Regions from separate parts of the Homo sapiens genome. Here regions 1, 3, 4, 5 and 6 are each linked to region 2. A link is a loop called in an ENCODE intact Hi-C map of the cell type or tissue named here. Cell type or tissue: PC-3. All regions are shown on one strand.

Region 1 (5,000 bases), 68 kb after region 2:
TACATTTCTGCCTTTCTGGAGTCTTTCTAATTAAAGGGCTAGGAAAGGGATGGGGTTACCATTAGACGAGGTTTGCTTTTGAGGCAATATTTGTACATCGAAGATGACCCGTAGGGATCCTCTAGGCAAAATGTTGGTCTCCTACGAAACTAGTCACTCTGTTGTGACAATAAAAGTTGTTTAGGCTTTTCTTTATTTTCAATGAAAACTTACTCTTGCAATATAGCTGCTAAAATTATTCATATTTGGGTATACTTATGGGAAATAAGGCTATATTTAATTTTCAACAAACTACATTTGGCTTTAGAGAAAGAATACCTCATAGTAAAATTCAAAGGTCCGTGAACCTGTAGTGATAGTTTCTGGGTGAAGGGGTAGCCATTGGAAACTTCCAGAATCCCCACAGTTACACTATTTTGTCAGTTTTTAAGTCTAATTCCGATGACTCATCAGTGCTCTCTAATCAGTCAGAGCACCTGCATTTTATGAGTTACGTTCACTTTAGCTGCATTTGGTTAAGCTTGGATGCAACTGGGGCTATCCATGCTCCTTAACCAAGGTTACACTGGGTGAGAAGTTTGGGATGTTGGGAGTCTGGGAGAGGGGATTTCAGATTACCACCCCCACCTACAAATAGGTGCATTGGCGTGTACAGTGTGGGAAATGGTTGAAAGAGGATCTTATGGTTTCCCGTGATCTGAGTATGAACTTGTGGATCTCTTTGGGTCTATGAAATGGCACTTAGACATCAGTCACAAGTGATAGTGCCTCTCTCCTGGAATTAAATTTGGAGCAACTTCAGAAATGGGATTTAATTGGGTCTTTGTGAAAGAAATTAGTCTGCAACCCTTCCTTCCTCTTTTTTTCTGTTTTTGTTTTTGCTTTTGAGAACTGAAATAATGAAAGGTTTTGGTTTGAGGTTTTGTTTGGGTCAAGCCCCTTAAATGAGATGGGGCTGGGAGCCAATGTAAATGCTTCTGGAATTGAGATTAAGAGCTGAGGCCAGCATAGCTCTCGACTTCTCCTTCCCCCAGTGGTCCTTAGCATTATGTGTCACTTGAGGTATTTGTTAAAATTAGGGAATAGATCAAACACTGGCAAGGCTTGGCTGTGTATTTGCTATTCTGGGGGAACTGAGCCAACCGGGGTAAAATTTCTGTGGCAATCATTGCCACTCAGTCAAGACCATGGGGTTCAGGGCTGAGGAAACCTCCCAAGTCACACTCTGAGTTCCTCTGCGACTTCCTACAGTGTCATCTCCCACATCCTTCCATCCTTCCATCCTTCCATCCTTCCATCCTTCCATCCTTCCATCCTTCCACTTGGGTCTTTGACTTACGGCAAAAAATTCCAACTAAGAATAAAGCTGAACCAACCACTTCCTGAGCCTCAGGGGCTAGTAGGTCTTGAGGCACCCGGGAAACAAAAACATCATAGTTACAGCTCTGCTGCCCTGACAGCTGGGCCATCCTCTTTTCTACATCTTGACTTACACCTTCTAGAATCTCAAAATCAATAGGGGCCTTAGAGGCCAGTTTCTGCTTTTGCATTTGCAGTAGCAAGGAACTCGCTCTCTCCTGAGTCCACCGATTGTATTTTTCAATAGTCCTTCTTAAGATGGGCTCAGGAATCTTCTCTCCTTACCCTTCTGATCCTTGTTTGCTGCAGCTCCCCATTTCTATCCTGTGATTGTAACCCAGGCTGGAAAATGAGATCAATCACCCAGGCCCTAAAGAATCAATGCAGTCTCTGGGGTTGGTGTATTCATTGGGGTAATAGCCCTTCAGTAGGATAGTTAATTACAGCCTTATATGGGTCAGTTTCTTTCAGAATAGTTTATAGTCTCTACTGCATGGAAGCAGAACCCCGGAAAAACCTTGGTCATTTGCCTGAGTCTTTATTTTTCGAGCTCCCATGTAATTGAATGCAGTGAAATATCTTTCTATGTTTTAATGCTAGTTACCAGCTGAGCTAAGGCGAGGCCCAGCGTAAACTGATGCCCTCTGTGATAAACGCAGGTGGGGAAATAGGCTTTGTTTTGATTTCTCTGTCATCTGCCCATTTCATAAAATGCCCGCTGCCGGTGTCCTGTTCTGCTCGACAGTCCTCCAGCCTGTCATGCCAGCTCGGGCTTGATGTGTTTATCCACTGACTTGTTGAGCCTAAAGCTAGGGTGGCACGGTCTATTAGAACACTGAAATTTGTATATCCCGTAAAGAAATGGCTCACAGCTGAATCATATGCAAATGCTTCTAATCTTTGCTTCTTGCGAAGCAGCTTAGCTGAAGTCACGCTCTCTCACTTGCATCACAAACCTGTGGCTTGTTGCTGCCCCTGCCTGGACTGGATAGGACCTTGGCCTGGAGTGCCTGGGAGCCAAGCAAGAGAAAGCCAGGCTGGACAACTTCTCCAGGGCAAGCCATTATTTTATAAGAATGAATCACTTAACCACATGGCTAACTTCAAAGGTCTTGACTTTTATCCTAGGGCAGAAGAAGGACACATATTAAAGAGAGGTTAAAGATCAAAAGATATCAGTGGTAAAGCAGGCCAGTGATTCCACGGCTTACCCCTGCACACTGCAACAGGCAGAGAGGTCTGGAAGAAATTAGGTTCTTCTTTTGCCTTTGACTGCTTATTCCCCTTTATGATGATGGAAAGATTTTTATTTGGGGATTAAAAAAAGAACGTTCCTAGCTGGGTGGAGCCTAGCTTGGGTAAACGGCTGACAACTCAAAGAATATTTCCTCATGGTTTATCTAGTGTAGAGGTTTTAGAGTCCATGGACTGCTGCATGGGCCACAGCCCCCTGAAATTGTTGACAAAATTTCATGTGTACATATATGTGCATTTTTTTCTGAGGAGAGGGTCCAAGGTTTTCGTCTTATTCACAAAGGCACCTGAACTCTGAAGTAACTGATTCTAGATCAACTAGGAACCCACAAACAATAATTGAGGCCAATATACTGAGAGACTCTTGTATTTTTCTGAATTCAACTCCTGGCTCTGAAATAATGGCCCTGCATCCCTCCTGGATGTCATTTGAAAATGAGCTTTGCTTGTGGCCTGCTGGGTAAATGCCACTCTTTGTCTGCAGTACAACGTGGCCCTGTCAGAGTGATGTATCACTTGGAAACCGGGGTGGATGCCAGACCTGTCGCAATATTGTCACATCCTGATGGGATGTTGCAACCTCACCCTGCAACCTACAGGGAGGGAGAGTGAAGTCTCCTTGCATTTCCTGTGAATTTGTCCTCTCGGATTTCAGAGAAACCCAAGTCAGGTGCAGGCCCTGCTAGTGACAATGCCAGGAGAGAAATTCTTAACCAGGATGAGAGGTTTCTTGTTTACTGAGGTCTTATTAAATCCCTCTCTCCATCCTGCCATGACGTTTCGAGAAATTGCTGGGAACACTGAGTCTTGATTAGCTGGGTGATAAGATGGTTGAAAGGGCCCATGAACGTTGGGAAATATAGAATTGTCAGATTGAAATTATCTTTTCTACTAACAAGAGCATTACAGAAGTGAACCTGATTCTTGGCAAGAAAGGCTTGTGTGAAATCTGTTATGTGCAAAGGGAGATTATGTGCCGGCCACCATTTCTGGAAATGACATAGAATCATGGTTATGAGTAAAGCTTCTGGATTCAAACTGTTTGTGTTCATATCCTGGCTCCACATTCCAGCTGTGTGACTCTAGTCAAGTCATTTGACCCCTCTGTTTCTCAGATCCTCCACAGCTGAAAACTGTGGATCATATTAGTACCTGTGTCATAGAGTTATTGTGTGAATTAAATAAAGTGATTCATTTAAAGTGCTTAGTACAGTGCCTGGTACATAGTAAGTGCTCAATAAACAGTAGCTTTTTTTTCTTAACCAATTTAATTAGGAGCTAATGGCTGGCAGTTCATAGCTTTTTTGAATAATAGGCTTCTCCTGATAATTGAATGGATGCTGTGAACCCTCTCCCTTCATATATGGTTTCAGTCAGTCCAGGGGCCCTTGAAGGCCACACTGGGTCAGTGGACCCTAGTTTAGGAAGGGCACATGAAAGAGATCAGTTTTACTGGCCCAATTTCTTAAAATAATTGGCTTGTATTTAGGGACTACTTTGTATTAAAATTGGCTGATTTTTGAGTGTGAGAGTCTTTGTAAGATCTACTTTGGTCCTCCCAATACACACACACACACACACACACACATATACACACACACACTCACACTCACACACACACGGCTAGATCATTTAGTTTTCTTTCTGAGAAGAATTTTTATTTCCCAGGTCCGCCTCCATCATCTCCTCTTTGGTAATAGTCGCAGAGGTTGCCATAATGAGTCATTTGTTAAACTAATCTGTGTTTCCATAGTCCACTGTGGCCCTCTGTATTGAGCTTGGGCCACTCAATGGCGCCTTTGTCAGGCTGATTAAAATGTAACTTTGCATGCCAAAAAAGGGCACTCCTCTGGCTTAAAAGTCATCTTCCTTTGTTATAAATGTTTACATTTTTCTATTATGCTAAAAAAAAAAAACCACAAATTTTTCAATGATCTAAATCTTTCAATGGCTTCCATCTTTCTCAGAGTCATGTCCTTAAAAGTCCCATAAGGGATTAATGATCAGAACCTCAGCTCCTCCCTCTCTGCCTCTTACAGCATGCATATACCAAACACACATCAACCTCAGGGCCTTTGCACTTCTATGTTACACATGGAAGGCTGTTGCACAAGCTCTCTGCATGACCTTTTCCCTCATATCCTTTAGGTCGTGGAATCAGAGAGGTCTCCTATGACCACCTTGTATCAAATTGCAAATTATTCCCAAGTCCATACATCTATCTCCATTTCTTAACCTGCATCATTTTTCTCCATAGCATTTATCATCTCTGTTTTGTTTGGTTCACTAGCACATACTCAAAGGTGCCAGGCATGCAGTAGGTGCTCAGTAAATATTGTTTAAATGAGTGGATGCATGAATAAAAAAGAGAATTATAGGAAATAGGT
Region 2 (5,000 bases):
AGGGTTGATACCAAATGGCCAGCAACAATTTGTAATAAGCTGTAAATGATTAATGGCCTGGAAACACTTGCATTTTAAAAAAAGGAGTCTTGTTGACCCAAAGGTTATAGGGTTTGAATGTCTGGCAACATTGCAGGTGTGAGGAACGTCTTTGGAATTCCTAGTTCCCCCCAAAAGGTTACTGTCTTCTTCAGTGACAAACAACCAACCCAAGCGTGTACCCTGATGCTCCTCATTACCCCTCAAAACTTTTTCCTTTTCAATCTTTTTAGTTTTAGCTCTTTATTTCCCCTCCACTTTCATTCCTTATTTAAACCTCTCAATTGTAACTGAAGCAGATGTTATATGGACTTGGGGAAAGGGATCAATAAATCATTCAGTTGTTTGTGCTTATCTAGAACTGTCAGCCCCTGAATTGTGTGGTCTTGGCTGGCATCTGAGCACACCTGGTGCATCAGCAGAATCAGTGTTCTCTCAGTTCCTGGTTGGCTCTACTGTCTGGCACCATTCGGCTGTTTGTACTTATCTGGAACTGCCAATGGGAAGATCACATGGTCATTGAGAAACCGCACCCTGAAGAGATGGCTAAAAGCCTGGAGGGCATGCCCATCACAGCCTTGCCGGGAGTGTGAAAGGTGGTGTGAAGACCCTGGGGCTCACAGGACTCCCTCACCACGGGGCACAGTGTAAGAAGGTCCACGGTGAAAATGCAGTAGGAGGCAGTTACATCAGGCTCTGGATCGATGATATCAAGGAACAACCCAGGCTGAAGGAAAAGGCGTTTGTGTTTCAGGAAAGATGTATTGAGCCTCATCCATGCTCCAGACTTTGTTTAGGCCCTGGGTTACAGCATGGAATGGAATGAAACCCCTGTTCTTTAGTTTCTTACATGTTGAGTGGGTGAGACAGAAAGCAGCAATATGGTAAAGAGGGGGGAACAGGGGAAGAATGGTAGGAGATCAAGTTAGAGAGGGGAATGGGCTAGATCATGGAGCAACCGGGGCAAGATGTCAAGCCCTTGGAAGGTTTTGAGCAAGAGAGTGTTATGTTCTGACTTACGTCTTGAAACACTCTAGTTGCTGTACAAGGAGACCAGGTCAGAGGCTATTGCAGTTGTCCAGGTGAAGGTGGCCAGGTAGCGATGGAGGATGAGAAGTAGAAAATTCTGTGAAGGCAGAGCTGACAGGATTTACAGATGGATTGGCTCATGAGAGGAAAAGAGGGACTCACGGATGATGCCAAAGTTTTTGACCTGAGAAACTGGAAGAATGGAATTTCCACTTACTATGATGGGAGAGGTTGTGAAAGGATGACTTAGGGGTTGGAGAAAACCAGGAGTTTGGATATGGGCCTTAGATATTGCCATGCAGATGTTGAGTAGACAGCTGCACATATGAGTTGGGAGTGCAGAGGGAGAGGCTGGGGTTCTGGGTATCAGTATATGAATCATCTGTGTCCACATGGCATTTAAAGGCATGAGACCAGGTGACCCCCCTTATAGAAAGATTAGATCCAAAAGAGTAGTGGTCTGAGGACTGGGCTTTAGGCCCTGATGCTCAGAGGTGAGGACCCAGGAAAGGAGACACAGAGAATCCTCTTTGTCAGAGCATTACAAAAGGGCTATTTGGAAATAGTTCAGGTGGTGACTGGGTGAAAAGCCCTTCGAACAGCCTCAAGGACCCAGGCTGGTGGACTGCTGGCTGAGTCCTGTTGTGCCTCAGAGGATATTGTAATATTTGGAAAAATTTCTCCAAGTCAAATTTAAATTAACATGAATGTCATATGGCTTTTTGGTACGTCCTACAGTCAAGCAAATAACAATTGGATAGGGTAGCTGCAGGAAGACTGGGTGTCTCTACAGTGGTCAAGTTGGAAGAACAAAGAATGAGTGATTGATCTTTTGCTACTCCCCAAGGGGAGAAGCCACTGATAGCTTCCTTGGAAGCACTTTGTATCTCACCTGCCCCAGAGTAGATTAAATATTAAGTTTCCTCCCTTCTTTCAAGTCCTAGTGCTGCCATTGATAGTGCTGTGACTTCAGGAAAGTTGCTTAACTTTTCCAAACCTCTATTTCCTCATTACTAATGAGTAATAATTCCCACCATAGGGTGTTTATAAAGATTAAATAATTTTAAATATGTTGAAGCATGTAGTGAACTGCAAAGCAATATGCAAATATAAGAGGTGGAAATGACTATGCCTATAATTACGTGGCTCAATTTACACAATAATAGATTTTCACACTTTGCATAAATAATGAGGGTTTTTATACTCAAGTCACTGAACTTACTATCTTCAGGATCCAAAATCCCCAAACAGAAGGCATCCCCTACTGTTAGCTCAAATAGCTCTTGCTGGTTTAGAGAGTTAATGCAAGCCCCACTGCCTCCTGAGCTGGAAACATGAAACAGAAGTTTCAGTTCCCTAATCAATCCATTCTTTCTTCCTCTGGCTTCTGATAGGCCTCCTCCTTATCTTTGTAAACCCTGTAGCTGGTTGCTAGTTGAAAGTGCCTCTGATCTCCCTCTTCTGCCTCCCATGATGTTGATAAAAAGCACGAGGGCACATGCAGGATGAAAACGATCGTGGTCCTGCCAGCCTGAATTATTAAAGCATTTCAGTCCTAAGTATGAGGTGTGTATATGTTGGGGTGTGGAGTGAGTTGTGGAGATGAGAGACAGCTGAATTACATAAAGTTGAGAAGATCTGAGTTCTAGTCTTGAAATTCACAAGCCATCTCTATACAATAGTTCCGTTACTCAGTAAAGTAAAAGCATTGGATCTAAGCTTTAAGGACCCTTCTAGTTCTTTCTGATTGGAATTGTGTGACTTCATCTTTTGTGGGTTAGAAACTCATCACTCTGTCCAGTTATTTCTATATTATGCCACCAGATGGCAATGTTTCCTTAACCCCAAAGAAAGTTTTCATTCTGGTAAAAAGTCAAGTTTTGTTGCCAACTTTTCCCCCTCTGAACGTGCAAAAGAATGATTTTCCGAAGCTGTGGAGGAAAGAAAGAACTCTCCTTCTGAACATCTCAGGTGGTTTATGCTGGAAACAGACAGGACCCTGTTTAGAGAAGATCTCTCTTTTCTTCGTGGACTGGGAACTCCAGTTGGAATGATGTCTCCTGTGATTGCGTATGGTGGGAGGTGGGAGATGTTGGAATTGGCGTGTCCTCAGGAGGCTTGGGGGTGGGGGAGATGTGCCCTAGCTGGTGGGCCTGCATGAGCCCTGCAAAACTCTGACTTATAGAGGGGCATCAGATGCCAAGTTTTACCAGACCATGCAGAACTAGGAATTGCCAGATGCACTCATAGGGCAGCTAAAATGGTCCTGGCAGAATCAGACTCTTTCGCTCATAAAGGTCAGAGACGCAAGAAAGCGACATAAAGTCCAGCCCTTTTCTTGTGCAGATGGGGAAATTGAGGCCTAGAGCAGGTCAGCTGTCCTGATTCTATCTCCTTGCCAAGTTACTTTGTATTTAAACATTTCAAGTAGACTTTTCAATCATCTCATCTTGCTGTGTTCAGCTAGCGCACCTTGTTAAGCCTGTTGGCCTCCGGGCCTGCCAAGCCCCTGCATCTATACACACCAGGGCATGCTGCATGCGCTCAGTGAGACTTCAACAGCTGACTGATTCGTTCAAACCTATCAAACAGCAGACTTAGCTAGTTGGGGAGAAAAGTCATTTAAAGTAATTGCTTATTAATCTGCAAAACAAGTCTCATAGCAGGTTTTTATTTTATTTTATTTTTTTTTTTGCTTTTAACAACGATATAATAACAACAAACATTTGTTTAGTGTTTCCTGTGGACCAGGCTCTGTGTTAAGCACTTAACATCACTATATCATGCACTTTTGCTAATAAAGCTGTGAAATAGTTATTACTATTTCTGCTTTACAGCTGCAACAGAGACTCAGAGAGGTTAGGTAACTTGCCCCAGGTCACAGAGCTGGAAGGAGCAGAGCCAATATTCACACCCTGATTTGCGTAATTCCAGATTTGATCTTCTAGCTTCTATGCTGTGCTGCCTCTTCATGACAGTTTTTCTCATGTACAGGATCTGATGCAGAAACTTATCGGAGTTTCTTACCGGAGCACCAGTCACCTCTCATCATTTTCCTGTTTTGACGTGAAGGCTCAGTGATAGTGAGCAGGCTCAGGGTCTACAGAGTTGGTGATATCAGCATCACACAGGACATTCAGAATGTTGACTCCAGGGATGTTGAGAGATACTCCTGCACAAAGCTGCCAGCACCCGTGTCCAAGAAACACTCAGAATCTAGGTCTCCTTGTATATTTTCCCCACTACCTGCAAAGGTAAAGAGGAACAGGCAGTGCTGGGACCGAGGGAGCGACAGTCCTAATGGAAGCTAGTGTGTTGAGAGTCTCCTCTGTGTCATGCTCTGAGCGACATGTTTTATATGCACGATCTCATTTAGACCTTGTGACAGCATGTTGTAGCAAGGACCCCATCATCACAGGGGGCAAATGTCTGCAGTGCAGAAAGTCGTCCTGAAGAAATGGATGTCAGATAAAAACAGTCTTCATAAATCAATGATCCTGTTTTACCTCAAAAGTGCATGAAATGGAAATGGAAATATCTTGTGAAGATGTAGACAAATGACGGTCATTGCCCAGAGCAGTAGTTACTGTCAGAAAAAGAGATAAGGATTTCCAGTCTGACAGACTGGATTCCTGGCTCAACACCACCCCCTTCTAACCATGTGACCTTGGGCAAATTACCTAACCTTTTCTGAGTCTCAATTTCCTCATCTTCCAAAAGGGGATAATATCATATATGTTCCAAGATTGCTGTGAGTATTAAATGAGATGATGTATGTAAAGTACCTGGCCAGCAGTCTCTGGCACATAGTAAGTATTCAATAAAGACTAATGGTGGAGATGAGTATAGGGGCTACTAATGCCCATCCTTACTCCAGAGACTTCTTTCTGACCATCATGAGGCACTTTTGAATATCTAAACCCATTTAAAGC
Region 3 (5,000 bases), 54 kb after region 2:
ATGTGTCTCTGTGTGGCTGGCACAGAAGCAGTCCAAGTGCTTGGCAACTCAGGGCACTGCGGGAGTTTGTGTGTACCTGAAACTGCCCTTAAAAGAAGTGAGATGCGGAGGCTGGCCTATCTCCCGCCATGTCTCAGGCTGGTCATTTAGCACAGAACAGTGCTTTCTTGCTGCAAAAAGAATTTCAGATTGGCCAAGCCCCAGTGGCCCATAATTTTAGGGGAGCTTATGGCACATTGTAGGGGACTTGCTGCCTAAGGCTAAATAGGTCTTGGCAAGAAGCCTGGCATGTTGTACTTGCCAGTTCTTCAGTCTATTGGGTAGCACACAGGGCTCCTTCTCTTCAAATAAAGAGTACGATTCTGCCCCACAACTGTGAGTCTTACAAACTTCTGCCCAAAGAGGTGAAGTTTGGGAAAAATGTCAACCTCTGGACAATCAGTAGTGTCTCAAAATCAAATACACTTCCCTCCAATTGTTCCTACCTATGAAAAAGGATAGGGAAATATATATGAAAAAAATCTCAGGATAATCTACATTTCATTTCACTCCTTTTTTTTTTTTTCCTTTTTGAGTCAGAGTCTCGCTCTGTTGCCCAGGCTGGAGTACAGTGGCTCGAGCTCGGCTCGCTGCAACCTCTGACTCCTGGGTTCAAGCGATTCTCCTGCCTCAACCTCCCGAGTAGCTGGGATTACAGGCATGCACCACCACACCCAGCTAATTTTTGTATTTTTAGTAGAGACAGGGTTTCACCATGTTGGCCAGGCTGGTCTCGAACTCCTGACCTCAAGTCATCCACCCGCCTCGGCCTCCCAAAGTGCTGGGATTACAGGCGTGAGCCATCGCACCCGGTCACACTTCACTCTTTGAGTTTGAAATAAGAGGTATAGTTTTTCTTTGTGTGTGCAGTTTGTAATAGCTCAGGTAATAATTTATACAATCTCCCCAGAATACATACCACCTGGGAACAGACAAAGGTGGCTCTGATACCCAGTGTATTCTCTTAAACCTTCACAGATCAGGCAATTACTCTATAGGTACCAGGCACTCTGCTGTGGGCTTTGAGGTGCCTTGTCTCATTTAACCCTCCAGCAAGCCTATGCCTATTCTCCGGGAGAGGAAATGGCACCCAGGAAGGCTAAGGGACAGCCTAAGTTTGTCACGTCAGTAAGAGCAAAGCCTGAGCTGTCTGCCTCCACAAGCTTTTAACCAGTATTCTCCACTGGGGGTGGTTTTTGCCTCAGGGACATGGTGTGTGTGGAGGGGGTGCTGCTGGCATCTAGAGGGTAGGGGCCAGGGGTGCTGCTACACATCTTACAATCCACAGGCCAGCCCCCACAGAAGGGATTGTCCACATTTCAGTGGTGGAGAGGTTGAGAAACTCTGCTTTTAACCACTACCTAGGGTGGCTGAGGATTCCTCCTCTGCCTCCCCATCCGAGGTTCCTGCCTCCAGCAGAAGATGGGGAGAAGTGAGTTCTTTTCCCAGCTTGCTTTTGACTCCCAGGGTGGAGTCATTCTCACTTAGGCTCTGAACTGGGGATTCAGTCCTGGAAGAAATAAAATGTGTTAGAGGAACACCTTGAGAATTAATGTTTAAAGAAGGGAAAGGAAACTGATTTTGATGGGGGACATGTTTGCCAGGGGCTAGACAAGACACCTTTAGACCCATTATAATTATTTATCTTTCAAAACAGCCCTTAGGCTTAGGAGAAACAAATACTCCCCCGCAACCCCCTCCAGCTCTCCCATTTCTAAACCAGTGCGAGAAATGGAGGCTCAGAAAGGTTAACGTGCTCAAGGTCACATGGCTGAAAGATGGGACCTAGAGTCTAACCCAGGAATCTCAGATTCTGAAGTCTCTACTTCCACACATTTGATGGTATTTTTTTTTTAAGGAAAATAATGAAAGCTATGCTGAAAGCAAAGTAGGGAGCTGAAATAAGAGCATTCAATAATTCCCCTACTTTCTAATTAAAAGGATTGCTTTTTATACCCCAGAAAGCAATTACTATATACTACAGAAAGTCTACATTAGCATATGGGAGTATGGGTGAGTTCGTTATAATAAGGTTTTTTTACAATTCTCAAGTCACATTTGTTATCCACGATCTCATTCCATCTCAACAGTCCTGTGAGGCTGTTGGGGCAAGTGTCTTCACTCTACGCCTGAAAAACTATGCCTCAGAGGAGGGTAGGACTCGGCCAAAGCCCTTCTGCTACACTGGCCCTGGGCCTCATGTGCCCACCCTGAGGACATCTTTCCCTGCAGCTCCCTGCCCAGTTGGAAATGCTGACCTTCTTTGCTTACAAGCCCAGGTGAGCTCAAGCGAACTCTGACTCACTAAGGGTTAAGCCACACAAACTCTTTTATGAGTGGAAACCACTTAATGTGCCCTGTAAAAAAGGGCCCCTCACCATGCTGGCTGCTTTCCCTTGGAAAGGGAGTGCCAGCAGGGAGCAGGGCTATGCACAGGCCATCTTTTTGCAGGAGGATGGTGATGGGGCAGCTGCCACCCTGTAGTCTTAAAGGCATCTCTGGGGGTTGGGAGAAGTTCTGGATGTTTCCAGAAGGTCATGGTGGAAAATGACGTCGGCCCTGAGGAGAGGGGCTTGTGGGCATTTGGCCACAGGTGGAGAACTGGCCCATATTGTTCTGCAACATTTATTAAATTCTTTTTTTTTTTTTCACTACTTGCCAAGCTCTCTATGTGCATGACCTCATTTGATTCTTACAGCCCTTTGAGTTTGGTGTTGTTCCCATTTATCAGGTACAGAAAGTGAGGAACAGAATGTTTGCGGCTAGACAGATTTGGCACTGGTTCAGGGTCACCCACAGTAAGCAGGGGAACTGGAATCTGAGCCTGCATCTCTCCAGCTCCAAAGCCTGGGTGCACAGCCTCCACGCCACCCTGCTTTCTGCTTGTCAGGAAGCATAGCTGGCCCAGGCAGGTGCTGCCACTGAAATGACCACTTTGAAACAACCCTGCAGGCAAATCCTTGTGAAAGAATTTGAGAGAAGCCTTTCCCTGCCTGTCCTCCCTAAGCCTGGAAGGCCAATCCCTCCATGCAAATGGGCTGGGCTCTGAGCTTCAGCCCTTTCAGGGTTAAACAGTAACCTTTCCACTGCTTGTGGTTGAGCAAATGCTAGCAAGGAACAAGCCCAGCCTTGAGCAAACAAGACACTGGGCCCTGGGCCCCCCTCCTTCCACCAGCCACCCGGTCTGGGGACTTAGAGATTTTCTTTCGTCTTGAAGTTCCCAATCTGATTTCTTAGCTTTAGGGCAATTGCTCTACAAAGTTGGATGGGAAAATACCCAGTTATTATGAAAAAGGAAAGAAGGTTTGACTTGAGGTTGTTTTCTTTCTCTGAGGGTGAGAATCAAAGAGCTTTTCAGAAAAGGAACTTATGATCAGTATAGTCACCATCTGTAAATTTTCAAGTGGGGAAACTGAGGCCCAGCATCATTTCTGGTTCAGGCTATCCACAGAGCTAGTGACGCTCCTCATGATAACACCTGACGTGTATTCGTGCCCTACTTTGTGCCAGGTGCTCGAGGTACAGAAACTCATTTAATCTCCAATCAATGTACAGACGAGGTATGATTAGCTGCATTTTGCATATGAGAAAACTGGGGTTCAGAGAGGTTAGGTAACTTGTCTGGGTGAGTACTAACCTTAGCTAGTAAGTAGGAAGGCTTGGAATCGACCCCAGCTCTTCTGGCTTCAAAGCTCCTATACATGGTGCCAGGACATATAATCCAGTCCTCCTATCTTCCCACCCAGTGGCTCTTTGCTGTTATAATGTCCATCATCCCTACCCTGTCTTTCCTTCTCCACCTTCTACTTAGGCTGGATTCAGTCCTAATTATTTACCAAGCAACAGTGATGATGAAGCTAATAATCATCATACATGTTTGTGTGTAGCCTAGTTCAACCTTTAATTACTGCTCTCTCCCCAGCACCTAGAATAGTGCCCAGCCCATTATTGGGCTGATAAATATTTGTTGAATAAATGAATACATGAATATATTCGTATGCCTTTTGCAGACCCCTCTTCTCCCCCAATAGGCCTTACTCAGAACAAGAGGAGCCGTAGCTAAATTAGGGGAAGGAATGCCAAGGGCTGAAAATCCTCTGGGTTGGCAATTGTAATCCTGTGGACATTGGTAATACCCGAGGATGCAAAATTTCCCCAAAACAAGCAGAAAATTTTCCATGAATTGCTGCTATAAAGCTGAATTCCTCTCCCCACCCCAACATTTTATAAAGAGCAAGTGACTTTTACAGCCTCTGGGTATTGCCCAATAGCGATCTGGAAACAGGCTGCTCTTCGTTTAAATGACTGAACACACGGTTGGGGATCTGTTCTGAAAGGTGGAGGGTGCCCGCTTGGGAATAGGGACATTATAAATACTGGACAATTGAAGACAATATTTCTGAAGTGTAAAATGTTTGCATTGTTATAAAATAAACCCAAACAGGCCCATGGAAGAAATCTCTTCTCCCAAGTCCTTTACTGAAAAAATGATCCCACAGACTGAGAAAGCCACTTTGACTTAGGTCAGCTTGGAAACCCACTAAATTCTCCAGGTCTCTAACAGGAGAAAAAAAACTGGTTATAATTGTTACCAGAAAGGAAAAATTTTTTTCTTTACCAGAAATGGGCAGTGTCTGTCAGAGAAACCAACTGATTCCTGATATTATCACAAAGCCAGATACTTGAAGAGCTCTATTAAAATATGACTGAGGCCCTTTGATGACCAGCCCAGCCTGTGGCAGATACCCGCACTGAGGAAACTTGTTACTGGGTGTGCAGGTGCGATTGCAGTCCGAGCTCCCACACAGGTGCTGGGGCTGTGCTGCCACCAGCTTGGATTTTCATTGTTTGAAATTGCACTTTAAATACTTTAAATAAAATCTCCTTGGCATTTTCACTTTTGTAAAAAAAAAAGAAAAAAAAAAACTGCTTGGATGCCAGCCAGCCTCGCCCTGGGAGCA
Region 4 (5,000 bases), 170 kb after region 2:
ATGCTGAATGGACTGGTCTTGGCTAAATGCTTCATTTGGATGTTTCCCACACTGTGCAATCATAATACTAATTTTACATGTGGATGTGAAATCCTTACATGTTGTGTAAACAATATGAGCTGCTGCTTATTTATTTTTTTTTTTTTCCATTTTCAGGATTGATCCAGAATATGTTCCAGCAAAAACTACAGCAGAGTAACTTTGACAAGAAAAATGTTCACTTGCTACCTAAGGAGAGTCTCTGTCTCCTGACCTCTGAATTTCGAAATCCTCAGCTCTGGCTGCCACGCAGTGGGAACCGAATGAGTATGTACTGAATGGCGAATCCTAGTTCAGTCACTTGACTAGCTGGGTGACCTTGAGCAAGTAACTTAGCTTCTTGAAGCCTCAGTCTCCTTATCTATAAAATGGGACTCAAAGGCTGAGTCGAGTATTAAATGAAATAATACACGTAAAGCACAGTGCCAAAAATCTGGTAATAACTCCATCAGTATAAGGCCACCTTATTTGCCTTCTTTCACAATTATCACCAGAATTGAATTAAAATTCAGATGTGATCATGTCTTGAAATGTAGAAAGAGTTATGAAAATGTAAGACTTACTAAGTTCACTTATCGAACATTTTTTGACCACCTACTATGTGCTATGCCTTGGACTAGGCTAGAGATACAACAGTAAACATCTTGACTAACGGAGATTATGCTGCTATCTTGAAATTTTGCCTGTTCCCAAAAGCCCCCAGCATATTAATTTTGTTAAATATATATTCCCTTATTATATATATAAAACATATATATCCTCATTTTATATATATATATATACATATAAATATGTGTCAACTACTGTGTTGAGAGCTCATTATGTATATGTTTCTTTATTTAACCCTCAAAATAATTCTGTGAGGCTCCAGAATTCCTTTTTCCAAGTGAGAAAATGAGGCTCAGAGCATTGAGTGAACTTGCAGGTAAATGATTGAGATGGAATTTGGAACCAAAGCCTAAGCTTTAAACTGCTTTATTCAGTGGCCTTTGGTTATCTCATATTCACTAGAAATTGGAAAGATCTGTCAGGAGGCCTGCCATGATGCAGAAGTCCTGGATGCCCTGCAAATGTCTATGTGAATGGTACCCCCAGACTGGTGCAGAGCACCTCACGGAGCCCTGGCTGCCAAGATGAAGGCAAGGGCTGTCTGTGGCAAACTCATCATCAAAAAGGATGTGCTTGACACATACTTGGTCCTCAACAAATAGTTGTCAAATTTTTTAAAATGAGGTTGGCTTTTGGCTGATTCAAGCACTCACCTAAGAGTTTATAGTCTGAAACAAAGACATCTACACTAGAGAGAAGGAAAAACACACAATCACTAATGAGAGGCAAGATCCTTCATACCGCTGAGCTCACCAGCCTATCATTTCTGCCTGTGCAAAGAGCTCGTGATGCTGCGTTTGAGATGAAGGGGAAAGTACAAAAATCATGAGACTTCCTCCTAGTCAAGAGAGGCTTTGTGGAGGAGGTATGCTTCCCAGAAGGCTGTGGGAGTGGAAACTGTGAGGTGCCAATGAAGCTAGAAAACTCTTTCAATGCAGAAAGTGCAGCGGAAGCTCGCGGTTACATAAACACAGTGGGAAGTAATATGGCAATTACAATCTGGCATTTAAAAAAGAAGAATCATGCCCTGGTACAGTGGCATGCGCCTGTAGTCCCAGCTACTTGGGAGGCCAAGGCAGGAAGATTGCTTGAGCCCAGGAGTTCAAGGCCAGCTTGGGCAACATAGTGAGACCCTATCTATCTCTAAAAAAATAAAGATTTCTTTATAAAGAGGAGGCCTCTCCTTTTTAAGAGGAAGAACAAAGGAGAGTCACTCTGCTATTCCTCAAATGACCTCTTCATTCCACTCTGCACCAGTAAACCTCCCTTTTATGTTTATTCATTTATTACTTAAGTCAGGGTCTTCTGAACACTCTTAGTTAAAGGTATACTCTGTCTTAGTAAACTTTCTAGTGTCTTAAGCCAAAAAAAATTCTCACAGTTATATTAAGTAGTTAGTTTCATATAACTTCATAACATTTATGTGCTAACAAATTAATAGATACTAAAAATAACACATATACATGGAAAAATATTTAATTATTAAATAGCTACAATTGCAAATCAGGTATGTGTGCCTTTTGTGTACAAGCAACTTCTCAAATCTTGGAATCAGATTGGGTGCCCTATTCCACAATGACTCTTACAAAACTGAGAGTATCATACTACTTGAGCTACTCCAAATACAGGGGAACAACAAGGATGGAAAAAATTGTCTTGACTTAACATCAGGAGGCAGGTGGTTGCAGGCATAAGTTGAGCACCTCCATCATGCCAAGATGATTCTCTTGATCTTTTCCTCTTGTTTACAAGATGACTGTCATACTCCCAAATACCAAGTGCATACATAAGGCAGGAAGGAGTGGGGGAAAGGTAGTGCCAGACTTATGTGATCTCTTTTAATGAGAAAGAAAAAAGCTGTTCAGAGACTGCCTTCCATCCAAGCAGATGTCCAGTTATAGTCATGCACTGCATAACAATGTTTCAGTCAGCAATGAACCACGTATACAACAATGTTCCATAAGATTATAATACTGTATTTGTACTGTACTTTTTCTATGCTTAGAAACACAAATATTATACTTACCATGGTGTTAGAATTGCCTACAGTACTCAGTACAGCAACATGTTTTCCAAGTTTGTAGCCTAGGAACAATAGGATGTACCATATAGCCTGGGTGTGTAGTGGGCTATGCCATCTATGTCTGTGTAAGCTCACTTTATGATGTTTGCACAATGATGCATTTCTCAGAATGTATCCCTGTTGTTAAGCAATGCATGAATGTATATCTCATGGGCCAGGAACTGTGTCATATGTGAATTCTTGGCTGCAAGGAAGGCTGAGCTAGTGAACATTTAGCTGGGCAAAAAGTCCTCCAAGTCAGAGTTCAGTTGCAAGGAAGGAGAAGGTGGATACTGGGTAAATAAATAGTGTATGCTATAGAGTCACGTTTACTTGCACAAAGATGAATCAGACACTATTAATTCCTTCTCTCAATAACCTCAAGTCTAGCCTGAAGACAAATAAGAACTTCTTGGAAAAGTAATTACTATGTGATAGAATAAACTGGCATATATTGCTGTGGGAAGGTACTTAATTTGCTTGGGGGTGGGGGCGAACATAGAGAGAGAGAGTTCTAGGAAGGAACGGACCACATTGCATTCTGGCAGAGGAACAGCTAGCACAGAGGTTCAGAGATGTGAAGATGTGCTATTCAAACAGTTGAATAGCACGTGAACCAGTGTCTAGAGCACAGGATGGGTAGTAGGAGAATGGGGATGGCAGGAAATGATACCAAATAGGTCATGGAGTCAGCTAGGGCTCTATGTGCCCACCAGATCTTTGGGGAATAGCATAGGAAGGGCAGTGGACATCGACTACGTTTTTTTCCCTTTGGCCCTCCATCTTTCTTTGGGGAAATTCTCTTTCACACTCTACAAGACTGAATCACATGGCCCAACTTTCCATTTTCTTTGTGCGGACCCCTGACTCACGCAGAACTAATCAGAGTCCTTTACAGAAATTGAGATGGTTACTGAAAAAGAGACCCTGCCCTAAGGAAGACATCCCTGGAGCTGCCAGTGGCTGTATTTTCCTCCTTCAGAGAGAGCTTGCCTGAAAAAAGGAGGAAAAGAAAGGTGGGTTGGGGAGGAGAGAGTAGGGAAGAGAACTAGTGAAATAATTCTAACATCCTGGATCCATCTTACCTAAAATCATCTCTACTCCTTAAGCCAGTAACATTTCTGTATTTAGTTACACTAGTTTAAGTTGGCTCCCTATCAGTCACATTCGGAAGATTCTTGGCAGAGGGGTTAGAATCTGGAAGCAGGATGATCAATCAGTAGCTCTCACAGCATTCCCTTCTTCTACCTGGCTATGGGCTAGGCCTGCCCTGGCTTCTGGGGAGAGGAGAGAGATGAGTTTTCCACCGTACCCACCTCAATCTTCATGCACAGTCTCTGAGAGAGGTGCTGATTCTCATCCAGCTGGCTGGATGGCACCCACTTCCTGTCCTGTAATTATCGGCTGCCTTCCCAGGCTGTTATCTGACTCCACTATCAGCCAGCGACATCCAGGAACACATTGGACTTCTAGGAAAAAAGATGTTTTACAAGAGCAAACGCATGTGGCCAGAGCTGATGGTAACCCTAGCTGCACAATGAAGCCCTGGACGTCATTCATGGCCTCTGGTATTCAGGAGTCTGGCATGAGCTCCAGAAGTCAAGATAACCAGCATTTGTGAGGTGGTAACTCAAATCCTTCGAGACCGTAGGGCTGACAGAGTCTTTGCTTTGGAAGAGAATCATCTCCAGGTGTTAGTGTTTCTTACATCTCAGTCCAGCTGTGTGAGCCTGGGCAAATTGCTTCACCTCTCTAAGATTCCAACTCTCAATTTTAAATAGGCAAGATCACCATGATTGCTACCATGTATTGAGTGCTTACAATGTACCAGGCATGCTAAGTGCTGTACATGTAGTCACCTTCCTATCAGGCGATATATCTGCAGGGAGTGTGCCCAGTACAGTGGCTGGCATATTATGAAACTTTAATCTGGGTTTGTTATTGTTATTACCCGTGTTACCATGAAGAACATAAACTTCAATCCGGTCCTTTAATGGGTGAGAAAACTGGTACTGAGAAGCAGTGAATAACTTGCCTAAAATCATGCAGCATAATCAGTGACACAGCAAGATCCAGAACCCAAGCCTCATCCAAATTAAGGGACATACACAAAGCAGCAAAGATTATAAGGTATCTACAAATTATTTAACTTAGGATATGCATAACTTCTATGAAGACAACTTTAACATTCTAATGGAAAACATAAAAATGATCTGAATAAATGGAAATATTCCATGTTCTTGAATGGGCAACCTTGTATCTTAATGGTAATAGTTATTCCCATGTTAAT
Region 5 (5,000 bases), 73 kb before region 2:
TTTTGGAAAAAATATCTTTTATAAAAGCAGAAAAAGGTGTTTTTTTTTTTTTTTCCTGTTACAGCAGGAGTGGGTGTTATTAACTCTGGGCTCTCCACAAAAGACCTTGGCTACTTAGCCAGCATGCAGTAGGTGTGAGAGTTCAAGAATAATGGCTGCTTTGTATTCAGTAGCCTCTCTTCTCTAGGCCCTCTAAGGTCCTTGCAATAATTGAACATTTTAGCTCTTAAGGACTTCTTTAGTGGAGGTAGAGCAGGATAGGTGTGAAAAGGCAGATGTCCAGAGCCCCCTTTCTCAGAAGTAACACTGAGGCCCAGGGATATGTGAACACAGGCCTGAGGTTAGGCCAGGCCTGCTCAAGGGGGGTGATATTGCCCCCCTCTTTAGGGAACAAAGATGAGTTCTTGGGGATCAAAAAACTGAGTTATTAATTACAGTGTTTTATCATGCTCCAAAGGTCTACAGTAGATGTATAGTTTATCTCTGGTACTCACATTTCTGGTGGGGAGATGATTAAGAAAAAATGACCTAAAAAGTGTCCTTAGGAGAAGTGATAAAAAAAAGGTGGAGAAGCGCTGTGATAGATCCACCTAGTGTCAGCGCCAGTACAGACAGGGATCTGCTGGGAGGTCTCTTGGCCTGCTGTTCTGGACATACTTTTCATTTTGTGAGGGACTAGCTGGCTCATCATGGAAGGAGCCCTGGGCCTGGAGTTATGATTCTGCCTCTTGCCCCTCTCCAAATCTCAGTTCTTCAACTACTAAACAAGAACACAGATAAAACAGCCCCCAAGGTCTGCCCTAACTCTGTGACTTTCTGCAGACACCCACCTGATTGAGCCAACACATCCAAACCTGGGCACTCACACACATATGCATACACATTGATTATATTTGCATTTTTTTGGTCAAGCAAGTCCACCAAATTGGAGGAAAATCCAACCACTACACACAGACTGAACTTTTAGTGCTGAAAAAGCTCCCTGATTTCCTCTTCTCCCTTTTCTCCTGTGCCCACTGCCTTCTACCCCAGTTGGAGGTAGATACCTCAGGACAACTGGATATTCTTTGCCCAGCCTAGCTGGGTACCTTAAACACTCTGGACCCTCACTCACTGCCCACCGATAGATCCGTGGAAGCTGGAATCAGTTTCCCCCAAATGTAGTCATCATTCTAGCTGCCTAGTAAGTAGGAAAAGCTCAAGAATGATTAACACAAGGTGGTGGAATCAGGTGGGCTCACTTCACACATGAGAAAGTTGGCTGCAGGTACCTGTGGGAGTGAGGCAGAGATGGCATGGAAGCTGAGGTCCCCAGATGCCTCCAGTGGCTTCTGAACCCTTCTCAGAGCTGGCTCACACACCAAATGCACACAGAGAGGGTCCACCGAGTTGGAGGGACAGGCCTGTGGGCTTCTCAGTGTCACACAAATCAGAGGCAGCAATAACAGGTGTGGCTCCCATGGCCTGAGCAACCCGGCACCCCTGCTCAGCCTCCCAGAGAGAGGGGAAGGAGCAAACCACTCAGCCTTGGCCAGTTTGCCAGAGGAGGAAAATTCCTTCCTGACTCTGGTGGTGATCATCAACTTCACTCTGGGCATGTGACCAAAAATTGGCCCAATTAAGCATCTACACATTGGCTGTTTACGGGCCAAATCATCACTGGGCAGAACTAGGCCATAGGGTGCAAAATATAGAAAAAAGTGGCCAAGATTGGGCTTCCTCAACCCCACCCTCTGAGTGGTATCATTGGGAAGAAAATCGGTTTTCCTTCCTTAAAGCCTCAGTGATACCCAAATGTCCACTCCGTCCCAAGACTTGTGAGCAAGGGAGGGTCAATTTCCCAGCCCTTGGACCTCCCTAAGAAGGGGCCCACTGAGGAGAACCCAGTGGAGTATTTCAACACTTACTGCTAAAGAAAGATTGAGGGTTGGGTGCTTGAGGGTTTGTTCTTCTGAGAGGAACCCTAGCAACTGTGAGAACCAATTTGCTGACCTCTTGTCAAGTGATTCCTCATTTTTCTTTAGCTCGCTTAGGGAGTTTGCGTGTTTGTTTGTTTGTAGCTGTTTTTCTGAAGGTGCAGCGAAGATCCAAAAAGGTATGCCATGTAGTTTGCTGTAGGCTTCGATGCAAAGCTTACCAGTTTTGGATTACATATATCAGGGGTTAAATCCTACCTCTGCTGCTGCGAACGTGGGGCACATTTCTTACTACCCAGACTGCTGAAATTCTTAAGCTTTTTTTCATATAGATGTGGTATATAAATATTCATGCCCCTCTTCGAACTACGGTTTCCTCATCTCTAAAATGGGGATTTTTTTTTTTTTAAATCATGCAATCCGATATATGCAAAGGACGGGGCATAATACATATATTCAATCCTGTTTTAGAGGGAAAAATCAGCCATCAACAATGTATCTAAAAATTTGCCACTCTGGTGACTTCTGAAAAAGGGAGATGACCAAACTGAAAACTCCGGCCCGAGAATACCTTAGATTATGAAAAACAGTATTGCAGAGAACACGAAGACAACAGAATCAAGCGTTCACTCGGATGGGCAAACCACCCCTTTCCCTGGGTCTCTGGACTAGACTGAACCACAGAGCTGCCTCCCTAAGTCATCTAGCCTTTCTGGCCTCAGTTTCCTCATCTGTAACATGAAGCGATTGCACCTAGTGATGTCTGACACACTTTCGGGCGTACAAAAGGCATCCACACGCAGGCCCGGCTTCAGCCTGAGGAGGGAGCTTGTGCTACCTGTCGCTGTCAGCAGGGGGCAACCCCACAGAAACCCCACACACTGCAGAGTCTGACAAGGCCTGAGAACACAGTGGAAAAACGCTAACCATTGCTTTTCTGGAAGCATTCTCTTCTGGGGAGATGTCAGAGGGCAAATGGGTTTCTTTTAAAACTGTTTTGTACAAATTCCTGAAAATGCCCCAAACTATAATAAGGGAGTTCTCTGTATCGAGGGGGTGGGGGACAGTGGGCAGGCCGGTGGGGAAAGGAATTCAGTCAGGGGAGAAGGGTAGGTGGGGGGCTTTCCTTGAAGCTGAATATTTTTCTGAGTAAAATCCAGCTTCCCTTCCTAAAGAAGCTTTAGGGAGGATAGAGAACTGAGCGCCTGGGCGCGTTCTCTTAATTCCCCTTGGTTCAGCTAAGGGATCCAGAGGGAGTGGTGGCTGTGAGGAGGGCTGGTGGCCACACGGCCTGCGGAGGCAAGCAGGTCTCTCTGAGGCAAGCCGTCACATCCGTGTCAAACAGCTCCCGGAGGCCCTGGGACTGCACCCAGCGCAGGTGCCGGCCCTGGAGCTGGAGATGGACGAGCAGACCCAGGCCCCAGGCCGAGCCTCTGAGCCCTGACACCCCTTACGATTCATCCAAAAAAGCAAAGAAAAGGCGCTTACGTGAGGGCAGCGGTGGCTAGGTCCAAAGAGGAGGCTTTCAAGGCAAGAGAAGGCAGGCGCTCCCAGCACCAGCGTGCAGTGGAAATAAAGACACCTGTAGCCTTGTGATATAAGTGACACCTACAGACAGGTCCGTTTGGTTTTTCAGGTTTACGCACAGCCCCTTTGATGACGGTGACATACAGTGTGACACGGCTCCTTGGAGGGGGGGAAATGGTTCTCATATGCAGAAAGTTTACCTTTATCCTGCTTTTGTGCGCAGCTCACCCCTGCCCTGCAACCCCCCACTCCCAGCCCAGGGGACTCAGTAAACAAGCAGAAAATTCTTGTCCCTGGGAGCTGTGCGGGGATCGTGCGTTTGGTGAGGAATTTTCCTCTGTGCAAGCTGGAGGGGAAACACAGAGATTCCACCCTGGTGCCGGTCTGCGCTGCCTCTCTCCCAGGCTGGCTGAGCCCAGTGCTTTTGTAAGATCATGTCTTTCTCCGTTTTTCCCATGTGGTGAGAAGGAAGAGCATTATAGGCCCAGTGTTAAGACCTCAGGTTTTGCAGCTAGTTGCCTTTAGATTCAAATTCAGTGTCCATCATTTCCTAGCTGTGCTACCTAGAAAAATGTAGCTAACATCTCTGGGCTTCATGAGTGTAATGTAAGTGATGGGGCCTCTCCTCATGTGGATGCCAGCTCTCAGGTGTCTCGCTGAGAACTGCCCGCTTTTTAGTACTTCTTCGTGACAACAGAAACTCTGCCTAATTTAGGCTGCAAAGCACAGTGTCCCAGGTCATCTATGAGACAGGTATTTATAACCCTGTGCCTTTTTGCATTCTGCTTCTAGCCATCTTGGGCAGCCGAGATGTTGTATTCAAATGGCAGACTCCAAGCTTTAAAGCGAAAGCAAGGACTGGTTTGTTATGTTTTCTTGGGATCACCGGGCATGGTTACAAACACACAAATACAAATACGCATATAGTCTGCAGAAACAAAAGGCAGTTCGTGAGAGGATTCGGGGTGTCATCATGGAAAAATTGTTGAAGGAAGATAGGTGACTGCCTAGACCCCTATCTTGGCTGGGTAACCTGGACTTCTCTGGGCTTCATTTTTCCCCAGTGGCAAAAGGAGGAAGTGGGATTGAAATAGTGATTTTTTTCAAACTGTGACTTGAGGAACCCCAGGGGCTCCCTGGAGCCCTTACAAGGACTTTTGCGGGTGAGAGGATGGGAGTGGAGTAGAGTGGGTTAGGCTCTAGACCACCCCGTTCCTTCCTGACTCAATAAGAGCATCTCAGCTTTTATATAAATCTTCCGGGTAAGATTTCATTTGAACAAAAGAATCTGCCCTTAGAAAGGGTTTGCAAGTAACTGGATTACATGGTCTTTGGGCCTCTTTCAAGCTTTAAAATTCTGTACTTCTCTTCCTCTTTGGTTTCTAGGGGACTGTGCACTGTGATAGTCCCACACACTGTGTTTTCCATTGTTGGGCACTGGCCTATCTTGTCATTGATTTCTGAAATGTTACCAGTGTTTCTTTCTGAACATATACATTCTTCTCAGTGGAGAGGTTTTTAGGGAAAACATGTTATTCTGATACTGTTTTTAGAAAG
Region 6 (5,000 bases), 310 kb after region 2:
GAATAAGTTGGTAGTAGGCAGGAGGGTAAGTGGAATAATGGACCTTCCTCATAGGTTGATGTGAGAACTGAGTAAGTTCATGCACTTCAAGTTCTTGCACATGGTGGGTATCCAAGAAATGTTAACTGAAATAATAATTACCATTATTTAGAGGAGCCTACTCTGCAAATATTCTTTATGTTGAATATATTTTCTGCATACCTCTCATTGTGTAAGCATTCATGAAAAGAGGAGTACACTGGCTTTTTTTTAGCTTCTTCGATGGCGAAGGTCCACTTATGTCCTTTTCATTTATATCACAAACAAACATGTCTTCAGGCTATTTATAGAGGGGAAAAAAAGAAAAAAAGAAGGCTTGTAAAATATCAATTAGAAATGTTCCTTTTCTTGTGTACATATACATAAGAATACAAGAAAGTTTATCTATAGTATACATACTTGTGTGTATATTTAGTATACATATACATAGAGTGCTAATATATGCATATATTTAACTTACATTTTAAATATATAATTATAGTTTCTCAAAATAATTTAGCAATTTTGAGAAATAAAACAGTGATTTCTACTAGTAAAAATATTCTCAGAAGTTTAATACAAATCCCAAAAATTAAAAAAAATTTGAAGACAAAAAATGATATGGAAAATTACTATTTATGTAATGATGTTACTGCTGTCATTTCAACAATTTAGCTTCTCAACTTTGCCCTATAATTTCACAACTGTATTTCAGAAAGTCTATATAAAGAAATCGACATTCCAAAGATGGGTGTTAAAATTTTTTTCCCCACATTTTGTTAGATAAAAGCAAAATTTTGAGTAATTTTTCTAACCCTTGAGAAATTTAGATGGTACTCAGAAAGGTTAATCTCAATAAGGTATATTCTTCTTAAAGCTTAAGAAATTATGTAGATCTACAGGTTTTTCTTTTTTTTTTTAACTTTTATTTTAGGTCCAGGGGTACATGTGGAGGTTTGTTACATAGGTAAATTGCATGTTACAAGAGTCTGGTGTACAGATTATTTTGTCACCCATGTAATAAGCATAGTAACTGACAGCAGTTTTTCCATCCTCACTTTCCTCCCACCCTCCACCCTCCAGTAGGTCCCAGTGTGTATTGCTCCCTTCTTTGTGACTGTATGTACTCAATGTTTAGCTCCCACTGTAAGTGAGAACATGCGGTATTTGATTTTTCTGTTCCTGCATTAATTCACTTAGGATAATGGTTTCCAGCTCCACTCATGTTGCTGCAAAGGACATGATCTTGTTCTTTATTATGGCTGCATACTAATCCATGGTATATATGTACCACATTTTCTTTCGCCAGTCTACTGTTGATGGGTATCTGATCCACATACAGTAAAGCATGCGTATTTCTGTAGCTTTTATCTGCCAGGATTTATTAAAAAACTACAATACAAATGTTTTATTAACAAAGCAGCTTTTCTTTTTTTTCTTGCATTAGAAGTTAAATAATTATGTGTTTGCTTTAACTAGATTTGGGGTATTATTCTGGCATTAACACAGAATAAGACTTCTCAAAATTTGAAACAAAGTTTCATAACTTGAAATCCTGAAATTAGAATAACTTTGCTATTAGGAAATATGAATTAATTTGGTTCATCTGAGACCATCAATCTGATTATTCCACCAGCCTGATAAAGATCGTAGTGTTATAAAGCTGCAAAGTTATAATTGCTCTTTACTGTGATTTAAGATTGCACTATTCACTTTTGCCCCCTATAGGTTGAATGAGATTTCAAAACATACACCGGTTGTATGGAAGATATCTACCACCTTACAAAACATTTAATAATTACTCAATAAATGTTTGCTGATTAGTTATTCAAATTGCTATGATAAAATGAATGTTTTCTCTTAAAATTAATTCCATTTCATAAAACAGTAATTAAGAAGAAAAGACACTGAGGTTAAAGAATCCCATTACCATACCTGAATTCGTTCCTTTTGCACTCCTGAAGGAGCAATGTAGATTTCATCGCTGGCAACACAAAACATACAAATTGGTATTTATTTATTTCCTGCTTTTGCACAAAGAAAAGTTTGCAGTCCAATCATGCATGTTCTTTATAAATCAAGCAATACAGCCAGTTGCTTGATTTAATTATGGATTTTGGCTGCATAGAAAGAAAGCCAAACTACATCAATGCCTTTGTAGTGCTGGTGGCATTGTAGAATATTAGTTGTTGCTTTTGTCTTCTACGTTTCATATATATTTATTCTTTTTATAGTGCAAAGTTGGTGGTAACCAGGCTTTTATCCTGTTAGGGGAATAAAAATCTGAAAACATAAGTTTTCAGCGTCTTTAAACATGAATAAGCAGAGTTTAACCTATGTGAAATACAGTTATTCTAAAATCCAATCTGGAAAATATGCTCAATAGAAGTATATTTCTGTCATGCAAAGAATCAGGTTTGATTTATTGTTTGAAATGCTCTTCTTAAACCATGAAGTTCAGAGACCTCTGCTGGACAGTTTCTTAAATTACTGTATTAACACTGGGCTACTTTTTGGATAGAATCACATGCTTCCCATTTGAAAAGCATACATATCTTGGAAAAAAATTTAGTAATAAAGCTAAAACAACTACAAAGAGTTCAAAATATCAGAATGGCTACATGTGAAGATCTCTTTGTTACAGGATGTTGGACTAAGGGAGATGCTATAGACTACCATTTACCACAAGGTGCTCTCAAATTTGATTTGGAAATTAATTTCAAATCTTCTCTAAATTCCCTCCACCCTCAACAACAACTAAACAAACGTCCCTTGGCTCACATATCAGGTTTTTTCTCTTCTCGCTGGATATCTTTGATAACTTACCAGTTTCAGTTGCTGCCAGAGAGTATTAATGAGCTACTGCATATATGCAAACCAAGAAAATGCCAGTACCTGCATGCTCTAGTTTCTGCTAGTAAGGCACAGACACAGGGATATTGAACAAATATCAAACATTTCATAGTGTAAATGAGGATGATGGCCTATATACCAAGCTGCTGAAGTTCAGGTTGCTAATAAACCTGTAGGCTTGGAACCGATAAAAATCTAAGGTGAAATCAAAGTTTCTTTAAGGTTCCACTGATAAAGTCTAGAAAACAAATGTCTGATAATGTGAGTGGAAATCCAATGCACTGTTAGCTGCACGCGAGCATTTGCTTTCATGAAGTGGCTATTGTTTCCGAGTTCTGCAACATAAGGATAACATAAAGGGACATTCCTCTGCAACCAGTGAGAATGGGTTGGGATCATACTATTAACAAGGGCTCTTTGTGAATACCAGTGATCCAAATCTTGTGTCCTTGTGTAACATGGAAGAAGCTCTAGGATGGTACATGGTCCACTCACCTCCACAGATAAGTGGACTTGTGGGTCTTCTTATGTGGGGAGAAATTTATGCAGTCCTGGGAATAGACTCAAATAAAGTACAAAATGGTCTGCTGGTAAGTAAAACCCATCTATAAAGTAGGAAAACCAAGGGTACTCTGTTTATTCAAGTGACTTGGTATGTTGTAAATGTCTTTGTAAAATGGAAATTAATTTAGACTTTGATGAACTTTGGGTAATTAAAAGATTAGCCAAATGTTTTAGAAAAATATATTTACACCTACAAAGAAAGAGATATCTGGATAAAAATATAAAAATGACAGAGCTTTTTAGAATAGAAACATGCCAAATATTAAAGTGAAATATCTACTTGGTGCTTTAAGCCACAAACAGAAAGCATTTTGAATTTCAAGTTACTAAATTTTGGAATATACTTCTCTGTACTCCTGCATTTTCACTGTGGTAAGCAAGGGCCAAACCCCAAGAGGTCAAAATACATCTATGTTCAGTTGCTTCTATTTTTATTTGCTTTCTGGTCAGTTAAAAAATAATTTAAATCTTATAGTGCCTCAATTATTTTGTCTACAATGTGACTTTATTAATTGTAGTCCTAATCACATGCAACAGGATCAGTCTCTCTGACACCTGTCAATATTACTCTGTGAAAACAGGAAATTATAAATTTGAATGATAGCGACCCAACCTAAACACAGTAGCTATTGAGTATCCTGGAATTGCCTTGATTACTATTATTTTCTTGGTCATTTATTTCCTTCTTCTGACTTAATTTTTGGTACCACATACTTGTAGCATAAGCTGGAATGGTCCAGTCAAATCTTGGAATTAGTAAATCATTTTATGTTCCCAAAGAGCTTATTGTCTGTATTATTCTGGAAACATAATTTATTGCGTTTGCATTTTATTCCAAATTTATTTGCCCTAAGCATCAAAGAGCCAAACTTTCACTAACAACATGAGAATAGTATTGCTGATAATGCTAGTGACTTATTAAGTCATTTAAATATTAGGGAAAAAAACCAACATTTTACTACAAAATATTCATTTTACTATGTAAAGCACAAATTTAATAAGATTCCAAATACAGTGCCATGTGACTGTGGCTCTTTCCTTCCATGACCTCCACACCCATTAAGAACTAAGGATAAAGCATTTCACATATATGATGAAAATTTCCTATGAGCTGATTTTAGTGCTATAAAAGCCCATTTAATTTTAAAAGATGCGCCAATGAGTGGTTTATGGTGGTCACATAAAATGGTAGTGCATGGATTAGTAAAATTCTACTAGAAAGAACATAGTCCTTTATGTCTTTTTGATCAAAAATATTTCATCTTGAGTCCTGCATTCACCTATTTTTAACTTTGCTAGTTTTTTTAAAGAGCCAGTTGGAAATGGTTATTTTAGCTCATTTGGTAGAAAGCTTTATTTTATACATACACAAACTATTTCTGAACATGCAAATAAAAAGCAGTTAACTAAAGACAGCATTTAGAATATGATTTATTATAAATAATACAGTTGGGAAACTATATTACTGGGACTCAACTTCTAAATGGATACATGAAACAAGAATAAATGTTGTTATCGTAGGATTTGCTGTGAATAGGCCATCTTGAAAGTTTTGGCAAAATAAT

Evidence for each region. Peaks named below come from ENCODE experiments on the same cell type or tissue, not always from the same donor. Only the 100,000 strongest peaks of a DNase experiment are listed, where the experiment ranks them.
Region 1: a loop joins it to region 2, with 11 times the contacts of the local background. A loop is called at or near these places in 25 of 110 quality-filtered maps.
Region 3: a loop joins it to region 2, with 4 times the contacts of the local background. A loop is called at or near these places in 25 of 110 quality-filtered maps.
Region 4: a loop joins it to region 2, with 9 times the contacts of the local background. A loop is called at or near these places in 5 of 110 quality-filtered maps.
Region 5: a loop joins it to region 2, with 4 times the contacts of the local background. A loop is called at or near these places in 7 of 110 quality-filtered maps.
Region 6: a loop joins it to region 2, with 14 times the contacts of the local background. A loop is called at or near these places in 97 of 110 quality-filtered maps.

What each region holds. Positions count from the first base shown.
Region 1 is chr11:34,651,878-34,656,877 of GRCh38, forward strand. All of the region lies in intron 6 of EHF (ETS homologous factor), which reads left to right. Among named protein-coding and RNA genes, the nearest start is that of EHF, 33 kb to the left of the region's middle. In PC-3, a CTCF peak has its summit at 2,354; DNase peaks (open chromatin) are centred at 2,264, 3,184 and 3,684; H3K4me3 peaks cover 499 bases; H3K27ac peaks cover 5,000 bases.
Region 2 is chr11:34,583,520-34,588,519 of GRCh38, forward strand. No RefSeq gene overlaps it. Among named protein-coding and RNA genes, the nearest start is that of LINC02707, 15 kb to the left of the region's middle. In PC-3, a CTCF peak has its summit at 2,889 (motif pointing right); a DNase peak (open chromatin) is centred at 2,912; H3K4me3 peaks cover 402 bases; H3K27ac peaks cover 1,323 bases.
Region 3 is chr11:34,637,348-34,642,347 of GRCh38, forward strand. All of the region lies in intron 1 of EHF (ETS homologous factor), which reads left to right. Among named protein-coding and RNA genes, the nearest start is that of EHF, 19 kb to the left of the region's middle. In PC-3, no CTCF peak of the experiment used is centred here; DNase peaks (open chromatin) are centred at 2,374 and 3,124; H3K4me3 peaks cover 1,261 bases; H3K27ac peaks cover 4,084 bases.
Region 4 is chr11:34,754,302-34,759,301 of GRCh38, forward strand. It overlaps LOC102723568 (a long non-coding RNA gene), which reads left to right. Exons shown (of 7, transcript XR_007062652.1): 6 at 157-306. Among named protein-coding and RNA genes, the nearest start is that of EHF, 140 kb to the left of the region's middle. In PC-3, no CTCF peak of the experiment used is centred here; DNase peaks (open chromatin) are centred at 2,460 and 2,920; H3K4me3 peaks cover 442 bases; H3K27ac peaks cover 3,181 bases.
Region 5 is chr11:34,510,273-34,515,272 of GRCh38, forward strand. It overlaps ELF5 (E74 like ETS transcription factor 5), which reads right to left and starts at 3,522. Exons shown (of 7, transcript NM_001422.4): 1 at 3,405-3,522. In PC-3, CTCF peaks have their summits at 2,765 (motif pointing right) and 2,967; a DNase peak (open chromatin) is centred at 2,779.
Region 6 is chr11:34,888,551-34,893,550 of GRCh38, forward strand. APIP (APAF1 interacting protein) reads right to left here. Exons shown (of 7, transcript NM_015957.4): 3 at 1,954-2,002; 4 at 202-319. Among named protein-coding and RNA genes, the nearest start is that of APIP, 25 kb to the right of the region's middle. In PC-3, CTCF peaks have their summits at 1,750 and 2,486 (motif pointing left); a DNase peak (open chromatin) is centred at 2,481; H3K27ac peaks cover 1,099 bases.